3 separate regions of the Homo sapiens genome follow, and all the other regions are linked to region 1. A link is a contact called in ENCODE Hi-C or POLR2A ChIA-PET data. All regions are on one chromosome and are shown on one strand. The core of a region is the stretch at or near the end of the contact, and the rest is flanking DNA. Distances in the headings are between cores, read along the strand shown.

Region 1 (3,532 bases), core at 222-2,721:
TGAGACTCAGCTGTTTGTTACAAAAGCATCCTCCTCAATTAGGGTGTCTTCTCTTTTATGTTAACTATGCCAGGCTGCAGCTCCTTATGTAAGGACTCAAGTAGGGAGGCATCCTCAGGCCTAAACATTTAACAGAAGGTGTTGCATGAAAACGCATGTTTGGGCTGGTTGCGGTGGCTCACGTCTGTAATTTAACAGGCTCCGGGGTTGGGGACCCCTGCTCTAGCTCATAGAACTCCCTCCGACTCACCCCTTCCCGCGCCCCACGTCCCTGTGAACAGTCTGTCCCTGCAGGTACCCAGTTTCTGTTCTCCGGTCTTGTTGCTATGAAGAACCCTTTCCCTCTGCTTATGTATGAAAAGAACTTAAGAAATAATCTTTTGTTATTCCTTGAAGAGTTGCGGTTTAGGATTCAGAGCACTAATGAGATTTTGTGTAACTATTCCTTGGTGTCCTGGCTTAGGGTGTGCTTTGCTTGGTATCTCCCCCTTTTAACCCCCCTCTTCCTAATATCCACCTCACCCTCCAGATTCAGCCCAAACTCTGCATTCTGTCCCCTACCTTCTCCACTCCCCCAAGGCGAGTTAGGCACCCTTCCTCACTGTAGCACCCTGAGCTAAGGCTACCTAACTTACTGTTGGTAATTTTCTTTGCCTGTAATTTCACTGAGGGCAGGAACTGTTCCTTATTCATGTCCACACTTTTCTGCCAATAGTAAGCCTGTTTACAGTTTAGTGAATGAATGAGGATACATTGCAAAGGAAGCTTGGAAGTCCTTTATTTAACTCATGCAGACCGACTTTAAACCCACAGCACACGGGAACACGGGACATTTTGAGTAATGCTCCAAAGAGAATCTCAGAAATAGCCAAACCTTGGTTCTCATCCATTCTTGATTACAGAAATGGGGAACACTGAGCCAAGATGCGAAATCAGGAAAGTGCTTTTGGTCCACTGGTCTAGCTGCAGTCTAGAAGCGGCTTGCGGGAGAAGCTACCAGAAAGAGCCCGGAAGGTTCCTGTCATCATTCGGGGTGGCAGAAGTTTGTCCTGGCTTTTAACCTTTTTTGGGGTCACAAGACCCTTAGGGAATGAATATACAGCTATAGCTCCTCTCCCTAGAAAAATGCAGACACCCATAGTGTTTTCCAGACAACTGCAGGGCATTCGTGGACTCCCGAGGCCCATCCTTACGCCCCGACACTCGGGAAGTAGGAGTGAATGAATGCGCTGTTTACCTGCCCTAGGGACAAGAGGTAAACTAAGTCATTCATTCACTCATTCCTTCTGTCTTGAGCCCCAGCTCAGGGCTAGCCTGGGTGCTCCCGGCCGTGGGGCTCCGCCCCGGCACGGGGCCACGAAGGAGGGCCACCCCCCTCGCCGCGCGCCCGCGGCCCCGCTTCCACCGCGCCGCGCCCTCTTCCGCCGTGAGAGTCGCTTCCGCGCACGTGATCTCGGCGTCGCGCTCTGATGAGTTTTCCGCGGCCGGCCGCTGCTCAGCCGCTGTCGCTCCGGCTCCGGCTGCGGCTGCCGCTGCCGAGGCTGCTGCGCGGCGCCTGGCGGGCTCGGGACGCGCGGGCCGGGGCCGAGGGCTCTGGGCGCCGAGATGGAGCCGTGAGTCCCCGGCCGAGCGGGCGGGCTGGCTGGCTCTCCGGACACTCCGGCCGAAAGTTGGGGATCCCTGGCTCCCGGCGCCGTGCCGCAGGGTCCCTGGCGCCCACGTGGAACTGGGGGCAGGGAAAAGGGCGCTGAAGGGGGCTTCGCGGGCGGGTCAGGCGGAGGTGTTTGCGCGGGGCGAGAGTAGACCGGGGCCGGGGCTCCCTCCTGCCTGCCCGCCCGGCCGCGGTTAGAGACCGGGATGCGGTCGGGGTTCCGGGACGGGGCTGCGAGCCACAGCGCTCACCGGGGGGCCGAGAGAACCGGGGGCGCTGCGGCCCTTCCCCGGCGTAGGGTGGCCGCCCGCACGGAGTCCCGCCGCCTCCCGGGCAGCCTCTCCTGCCGGAAAGGCCCCGCCCCGTCGTCCCCTCGGTATCGAGAGCGCCCCGCGCTGCCCTGCGGTCTCGCCCAGCGCCGGGTGCGAGGCTCTCAGAGGCGATTGGTGACGTGGGCACCGGGGAGCCTGCCGCAACAGCCCCTTTGGACTCGGGGTGTCGAGTTATATGAGTTTTATGCGTTTTACGATCTGCTGACTTTGGGCTTTTTTTTTTTTCTTTACCTCTTTGAAGTCCAGGGTTTTTAATGAGGAAAAACCTGTTTGGGGTCTCGTGGACGCCATCCCTAAAGCTTGCTTTTGACCCAGCAGTCGCCTAGGTGTCCCCCTGGGCGCATCTGGAAAAGAAGGAGACGGAGTTAACCAGAGGGTTAGCGCCGCGTGGAGTTGCAGAAAGTCCGGGAGAAGGAGTGGCCCATATGTGCAGCCGCGCCTGGCGCAGGAGGCTTCCAGGGCCGGCTCCCTGCACTGAAGGCAGCCTCCGAGGGGCCTGGGCGCGCTTCTTGGCTTATATGCGGTTTTTGAGGCAGAAGGGTTTTGCTTTGGATCTTTGCTGATTTCTCTGGCTGTGGACGTGGTCAGAGAAGTGACACCCAGGCCTGTTGCCTCAGCGCAAGTGCCTGTGACAGAGAGATCTGTTTTTCCTTCTGCTTCCTTAGAAGTTTCTGACTTTGGTATGTTGCTTTAGCACCTCTTGGGAAACTGGAATGGCATCAAATATCAGACCTATGTGGATGTTTTAAAGATTTTAAAAGCCAAGTGGAGGTAGGTTAGCAGTATTGCCTCTGCACAACTCCAGAGGGCAAGATTCTTGTGCGGCCTATGTAAATAATACTGCTTGGAACGGTGTCTTGTGGAACTGTGGCCTTGTAGCAGAGTGACAGCTGCGTGTTACAGGAGTTCTCTCACGCGCTGCCCCTTGGAGCTGCATAGGTGGGCTGGGTGTGCTTTTTCAGTAGGAGAGAGGCCGGGGACGTGAGGTGGTGAGGGCCTTGGCCAGGACAGGGATCTGGGTCTTCTGCCAGGGTCCTGCGCTGTTACAGGACAGGGAACTAGACCAAAGAAAGCAGTTGACCAAGGAAAGGTCCCGAGGAGGACAAGCAAAACGCAGCTTGAATTTTGTGCGAGTTTGAGGCCTCCCCCTGCAGCTGTAAGCGCTTTGTGCCTCAGGCTCTGTGGAGCACTAAGAGGGTTAGGGAAGACGGAGGGGGATGAGGGTATCTGGAAATCAGCCCACCACCATCGGCCAGCATTCCAGGCACCTACCTGGAAACTGAGAAGAGTTTGGTAGCAGATAAAATCCTCCTAAAAAACAAGCCTGAAAATCCGAAGTGCGTCCTGGACTTAGGTGACTGAGTGTTCTCTGTCCTTGTCTGGTGTGCCTGAGAGCCCAGAGGTGAGAAAGGTGAGAAAGAAGAGAAGTCCAGGGAAAGAATGGGAGAGAACAGAGCCGCTTGGAGGAGCAGGGGCAGCTCCACCACTCTGCTTACGGTGTGTAGGGGACCGTCCCCCTGCAGACCCTGGCCTTATGACCTCTGACTCT
Region 2 (3,477 bases), core at 432-2,931, 540 kb after region 1:
GCTGGGTGGCATGTGCCTGTAGTCTCAGCTACTTAGGAGGCTGAGGTGAGAGGATAGCTTGAGCCCAGGGGGTTGAGGCTGCAGTGAGTGGGGATTGCACCATAGCAATCCAGCCTGCGTATGAGATCCTGTCTCAAAAAAAAAAAAGCAATACTCAGTGTTTTCCAAAAATCAATTAAGTGGCATGAGTCTTGGATTTCGTGCCCTGATGATGGGTTCCCGCTCTGGAGTGGGACTCTGCTCTCTGGCCTTTCCACCCCGCAGACACCTCCCACAGCCTTGTGAATAAGTCAGAGCTTTCTCTCCATCAAGCGGGGGTGGGCGTCTATAAATGATACAGCCCAAAGGAAAGCCTGGGCGGCTCTGAAGTGGTGGTGTTTCAAGTCTTGCTGGTGGTTAGTTTGCTATTTAGGGAGAGAATACAATAGAGAAATTGGGTCTCAAACCGTAATGCATGGGAACTAGAACTCTCTGCTCTGTTTTTAAATGGCTTCTGCTTCTCTTTGAATTTATTTGGAAACATGTCTGGCTATTTCCATATATTTGAGGGATATATAACTCCCAGGTATGGAGCAAACGTTGTCTCTCCGGCTATACCCATCAGAGCCTGCTTCACTGCCTAGCCCAGAGACCACCCTCAAACGCCTGAGGGGAAAGTCAATGGTTGAAGTGAGTGCTTGGGAGTGGTGGGACCGTAGAAAATGGTAGAAGTTGTGCTGGGTCCAAAGGGACAGCCCATGAGGGCCACATAGGAATGCGGGCCCAGTGTTACTGCCAATGATTTAAAACGCCAGTAAGCCGACATTCTATTAAATGTCCATTCATTCTAAACATTTCTTTCTTTTTTTTTTTTTGAGATGGAGTCTCGCTCTCTCACCCAGGCTGGAGTGCAGTGGCACAATCTTGGCTTACGGCAACCTCCGCCTCCCGGGTTCAGGCAATTCTCCTGCCTCAGCCTCATGAGTAGCTGGGACTACAGGCATGTGCCACCACTCCCGGCTAACTTTTTGTATTTTTTTTTTTAGTAGAGACGGGTTTCACCGTGTTAGCCAGGATGGTCTCGATCTCCTGATCTCGTGATCTGCCCACCTCAGCCTCCCAAAGTGCTGGGATTACAGGCGTGAGCCACTGCCCCCGGCCCTAAACATTTCTTTAAACACAATGTGGGTCAAAGCTCAGACCTTTCGCCCCAGCCATCCCAACCATCTGCAGATTTAGAGCACATGAAAACATGCGGCCTATACAGAGGCTCTGGCGATGTGGGTGAAATATTTGAATATTTAAAATAAGATGTTATGAACCAAATTGAGAGGAACAGATCTGTATTTGTCAGATAATTATTCATTTGAGCTTGAAAAAGCATGCACGTGTAGATAATCCACATCCAGTCAAGTGAAGTAGGTCAAGTTTCTTTCCTGAGTATTCTGCTTGCCAGGCACCTGTCCGCATGTCAGTCTTGGTCTGCCCACGATTTTTGTTTTCTTTCCCCTCTCCTTTGATCGCTGTTCCTCCTCATGCTCCCTGGCCAGTCCCCCGCCCTCCAGCCCTATTTTGCACTTCCTTGTGATCCCAGGAGAACTGTACACTTGCCGGGGTTAATTTTTCTGACACACACAGAGACCTAATTTGGTGATGTCATTAAAAAAAAGCACTCGTGTTAACCATATTTCACAACAAAGGCGCCTCAGCACTCTCACCGGAGGGGAAATTTTTTTAATGCACTGAAATAGGAAACAAGTGACGTGGCGAATACCTGGTGAACGGAAACAACTGTGCCCTTTGCCTTTCCATGCACTGATGAATTTCCAGCGGAGTGGGGCCTGCTGGTGGCTTCGCACAGCGAAAGTGCCGCCGGGCCCTGCTCCATGGAGACCTGATCTTCTCTCCCCAGAACTTCACATGGGAAATGATCTAGTCAACTGGGGCCCTGCTGAGTTCAGCATCAGCTCCCAGCCTGAATAGACTTCAGGAGCCTGCTGGAAGTGGGAGAAGGAAGGGTGGTCACAGGTGCACCCTGGGAGTGGGTGGCGAGGCCTCTTAGGTCAGTTTGCCCAAGTGTGTGCTCCTCCGATCTGAACTCCCAGTATTTGACTGTGGATTTGGCATAAAGGTATGGAGAGTGGCTCAGTATTTGGGGGCTCTTTGAATTACTGGTGACTTTGCAAAAGAAAAAAGTGCAGTTAAAGGGATTTCAGCCATAAGAAGCCTGACCTGGAAACCATCATTTCCTGGCATCTGGGGTTTCGAGGCAACACAGCTGTGGGTCCACCATTCCACACAGCCTGGATTAACCTGCATTGGAGGCCCCCTGCATAAAGTCATGGCGCATACAGCTCTCCAAAGTCACGTTGTGTGGATGCAGTTGCCCTGAGGTATAGGTACAAGCCTGTCATCCATTGCTAAGCACCCACAGCATCTCATCTCATTTCTGGCAAGATAATCAGGTTTTGATTGGCAAGATAATCAGGTTTCATTTTCAAGCCAGGTGTGGTGGCTTACACCTGTAATCCCAGCACTTTGGGAGGCCGAAGTGGGAGGATCACCTGAGGCCAGGAGTTTGAGACCAGCCTGGGCAACAAAGTAAGACCCTGTCTCAAAAAAAAAAAAAAAGTTTAAATTAGCTGGGCCTTTAGTCCTAACTGCTTGGCAGACTGAGGAGAGAGGACTTCCCTCAGGAGTTTGAGGCTTCAATGAGCTATGATAGCACCACTGCACTCCAGCCTGGGTGACAGAGTAAGACTCTGTCTAAAAAAAAAAAAAAAAAAAAAAAAAAAATCAAACTTGGTCCTCAACCTATGGCATGAATTACCATTTTCTTCAACAGGGCTAACACTGACTGCCTGCCATGTGCCAGGCTAATCTCTTTACCCTCATTCTTTCTCAATCCTTACAACACTCCTATACAATTAGGGCCATTTTATAGATGAAGTAACTGAGGCTCCGTGATGTTAAGCAATCTGCAGACCTCTCAGCTGGCAAGTGGCAGGGCTGCGAGCTGGAGTCAGGCCTGTCTGGCTCCAGGGACTTTCCCTTCTCCACATGATCAAATGTTGCCTTCTGGATATTTTTCATTTACTTCTTTTTTCTCATCCACTGACGTTCCACACTCCTGTGGCATGTTGCCTGCATTACTTCAATAGTTTCTGCTATTTTCCTTGCATCAGACCTTAATTCCCTCAACTCTCTGTCCCCCTCCATCCTCCCTGTCACTGCCCGAGGAATTCTCTCAAATATGTATGCCTCAATCACTCCCAGGCATCAGAGCCCACAGGACTCCTCAGTCCCTTTGATCGATCTCGCCAGGCTCTGTGTGCTAACCCTGGCCCCTCTCTGCTGCTTGCCAAGAGGCCCTCTCCGCATTTCAACCCAGGGACCACTTGCAGCCTAGAGTGGGTGTCTCCCTGCAAACCTGTGTCACCTACTTGTCTGGCTCATCTGCCTGTCTCGTCTGTTGTAACGCACGTGGTCTCTTTCATT
Region 3 (3,252 bases), core at 115-2,614, 580 kb before region 1:
CTCACTGAATGGGCACACTGTTTTCATGAGGTAGTAATGTTTCCATCTACACAGAAAGAAGCTGCTCGGACAGCTGATGAGCATCATGCCTGGGATATTGAGCACATCATGCTTGACCTGGGCAGAGTTTGTGGGCAAGGAAAGGGGCTAAGGGTCAAGATAATCTCTGCTGGGGTTGTTCAAATTTATTACCCAACCATCACCTGAGAGGTTGTCCCCTGAGGATGGCTTGTCTGGTCATTACTGAATGTCTGCAGGGGCATGGCAGTGTTCTGCTTGGCTCTGGGGGCTCTGCCCTTTCTAGGACAAGTCCCAGAGACAAACAGCTTGGCCCAGTACAGCAGAATGGGGTGAGAGAGGAACTGAGTTCGTTTGCGGGCAGGATGGAAACAGCTGATGGAGGCTTCTCGGGCCATCCTCACGTACCCATCACAAGCGAAGGGAATTAAGCCGCCAAACCACCCCAAAGAGTGACTCCAACTCAGCCCTAAACACCCATACCCACCCCACCTCCCCTGCAGCTCTGACAGGCCAAGCCTGGGCGCTAGAACCCCGCGCCAGAAGGCCGGGCCACACACTCCAGCGTACACGCGCGGACACGTGCCGGTGTCCAGAGCCGGTGGGAGAGGCGCTGTCACCATCTGACAGGAGAGGAAGGTGGAGCGCAGAGAAGTCAGGGTCACGTGGTAAGTGGGGGTCGTGGTCTGGGGATCACGGCTCCAGGTCTCTTCGCGACAACGCACCGTTGACCCCCAACACCTCTCCCTGGCGGGGTCGGTGACCGCAACAGCCTCCGGGATAGAACGCTAGTGAAAGGTAACCTTTCTCCAGCCCGCTCCACGCGCTCCGCACCCGCTAAGCGCCTCCGCGAATTAACTCAGGCCTCCGCGCCGAAGTAGGCGCAGTTATGACCCCGCTTCCCCGCAGGGAGACCGAGGCACGCAGGGTCGAAAGGACTCGTCCAGGGTCGCAGGAGCCGACCACACAGGGAGGCGCAGCGCCCCCGGCGGGAACAGTCAGCGGGTCCAGCCTGGCGGACTCCCGGGCCGGGCTGCCCATATAAGGCTGCGGGCGGCCGGCATCGCAGCCAGGCTCCCGGGGTCGCCCCGCGCGGGGCATCCTCCTCCGCAGCGAGGAATGCGTGGCATCCGGGAGGCTCTTCCGCTCCACGCCCGCCTGCGGGGAGCCTCAGCCCCGGGGCGCGGCCTCGCGCAGCTGCCTGGCCGCTGGGGGGAGCGCGGGGCCGGGCGGGAGGCGGCGGCGCGCCCTCACCTGCCCCAGGCTGGGGAGGCGCGAGTGGGGAGGAGGAGGAAGGGGAGGAGGCCGGGGAGGAGCCTGGCGCGGCGGGAGCGGCGGCGCAAAGTGAAACTCTGGCAAGTTGCGGGCGCGCGGGGAGCTGTCGCGGGCAGCGCGCCCTCGGGAGGACGTGGCCCCGGCCCCCGCCCGCAGTGGGCCCGACCCTCATGGCCCTGAGCAAAGGGCTGCGGCTGCTGGGGCGCCTGGGGGCCGAGGGGGACTGTAGCGTGCTGCTGGAGGCGCGCGGCCGCGACGACTGCCTGCTGTTCGAGGCCGGCACGGTGGCCACGCTGGGTGAGTCCGGGCCGGGGGCAGCGACGCCCGGAGGAGAGGGCGCCCGCATTCGCCCAGCCTCGGGAAGACGGGTACCCCCCCTTCCCGAGGGGATCGGGCGGCGCTGGGACTGCCGGGGCGTAGGGGTCGCGCGCAGAGGGGTGGCTGTTTGAATGAAGTGGGGCTGGGGACTCGAGAGAGCACTCTGGCTGGGCCGGTGGCGCACGGAGGCCGGCCGCCCCTCCACGGGGATCTCCGGCCCGCGCCGCCAGAGGATATGGTTGCTGGATAGCCGGCTGGGGCGCTTTGCGTATTCATGAGGATCCCGGGGTGTTGACTTAGCCGGCCTGACCCTGTGCCTGGCGCCTTTTCTTTTGCACCTGTTGATGAAACCAGTGATTGCCCTTTGGTTTGTGTTGGCGGCTCCACTCCTGGAGGGGATGGGGACAAAAGCCCCAAAACATAGGCTCTGGAGAAACCGCTGATGGCAGCTTTGTCCCACGTAAATACTTGGTCGAGAAGCATCGGTGCTGCAATTTATAGAACTTGTAAACAAATATACCATGACCTTTATGCTGTCTTAGATCCTGCCAAGCCAGCGAATTTCACCTATGGACTTCAGAAGCCTTGAAACTGGCATTGTGCTATGGGCTTTAGTACGTGATCTCACTTAATTCTCACAATTCTACTAAAAAGCTATTATTATCCCCATTTTGCAGATGAGCAAACTGAGGCCTAAAGAGGCTAAGTTGCTTGCCAAGGTGACACCATCCACCTGACTTTTATGTGGCTGTTTCTGTAATGTCATTCAATGCGTGGCTTCCTGGTATCGCTAACCTGGGTCCCTTGTTTTGTGCTAACCATTATAAGGAAAACCTGGGTAGCACCAAAGCACGTGAAACCAGGTCTGATTGTTAGACTTCTAAATGTGGACACCCGAGAGTAAGCTCCCACCACTAGGCGTCCAGCTGTAACAGCTTGCCGGTATTCCTAGCTAAACAAGGTGCAGCCCGGGGTCACTCGTACTTGAGGTGGTCGGCAAATGCAGCAGGCTGCTTTGTAGATGCCTCTAGCCTTCTTTTCACATTTGTATGCATCGACTCCCGTTCGGATGTATGTCTTGGAAGGACTATCTCTCCTATTTCTGATTCCCTAATCATTTCATTAACATGCATTTATCCAGCTTGTTCTCAGTCACTTGATTACTGAAACAATGTCTCCAGTAGTCTCAGCATCAAAAGTAGGCAGTGAATTGTAGATTAAGTTATTTTCAGATTATTCTAATTTGTGCTGTCCTGAAGAGTCTAAGTTTGGTTATTTGGTGTGGCCTTGAAAGAAAACCACAGAAATTTCCATTCCATTTTAGATGTCTACTTCATACCACATTTATCGGAAGCGAAAGAGTAATTTCATGGTACAAAACTACTGTTTCATCAAATAGATTAAGATGTCCTTCAGTTGGATTACGGCAACATTAAGCCAAGTTCATACACATTCAAGAATTCTTTGAAGCAGCTTAGAAAAAAGAGATTTTATTTTTTCAAAAGTGAAGATTTAAAAATGATTAATGACAGTAATGTAGTGCATATTTTCCATTAGGAGCTGAAGTTTGGGCTGAGATTTACATCACGGTGGTGATTACAGTATACCAGATTTTAGAACAGAGAATGTAAGAAAGGAATT

The links. A loop is a pair of places that touch in the nucleus more often than their neighbours do. ChIA-PET counts read pairs that join two places held with the same protein, here RNA polymerase II (POLR2A). Pooled maps may share reads with other maps.
Region 2: a pooled map shows a loop between it and region 1 (3-fold over the local background). The contact joins the enhancer-like site here to the promoter of TMEM181 in region 1. A Hi-C loop is called at or near these places in 1 of 168 maps with a recorded cell type or tissue (CD8-positive, alpha-beta T cell) and 6 of 50 pooled maps. POLR2A ChIA-PET finds 5 or more read pairs at or near these places in 1 of 52 experiments (CD4-positive, alpha-beta T cell).
Region 3: a loop to region 1 is called in a map of CD4-positive, alpha-beta T cell, with 5 times the contacts of the local background. The contact joins the promoter of SYNJ2 here to the promoter of TMEM181 in region 1. A Hi-C loop is called at or near these places in 1 of 168 maps with a recorded cell type or tissue (CD4-positive, alpha-beta T cell) and 6 of 50 pooled maps.

The regions. Positions count from the first base shown.
Region 1 is chr6:158,558,620-158,562,151 of GRCh38, forward strand. TMEM181 (transmembrane protein 181) reads left to right here and starts at 1,472. Exons shown (of 17, transcript NM_001376852.1): 1 at 1,472-1,613. The coding sequence starts at 1,606. RefSeq lists a silencer at 1,163-2,082 and enhancers at 2,502-3,003, 3,004-3,503.
Region 2 is chr6:159,097,155-159,100,631 of GRCh38, forward strand. All of the region lies in intron 2 of LOC112267968, which reads right to left. Among named protein-coding and RNA genes, the nearest start is that of TAGAP, 54 kb to the left of the region's middle. Within about 2 kb of position 1,682, at least 7 of the 41 ENCODE cell types and tissues checked have a DNase peak (open chromatin) inside an H3K27ac peak, as active enhancers do; they include CD4-positive, alpha-beta T cell and CD8-positive, alpha-beta T cell, where a contact is called at or near this core.
Region 3 is chr6:157,980,499-157,983,750 of GRCh38, forward strand. SYNJ2 (synaptojanin 2) reads left to right here and starts at 1,365. Exons shown (of 27, transcript NM_003898.4): 1 at 1,365-1,590. The coding sequence starts at 1,464. RefSeq lists enhancers at 601-650, 615-1,130, 671-860, 881-930, 1,131-1,646 and a silencer at 1,051-1,630.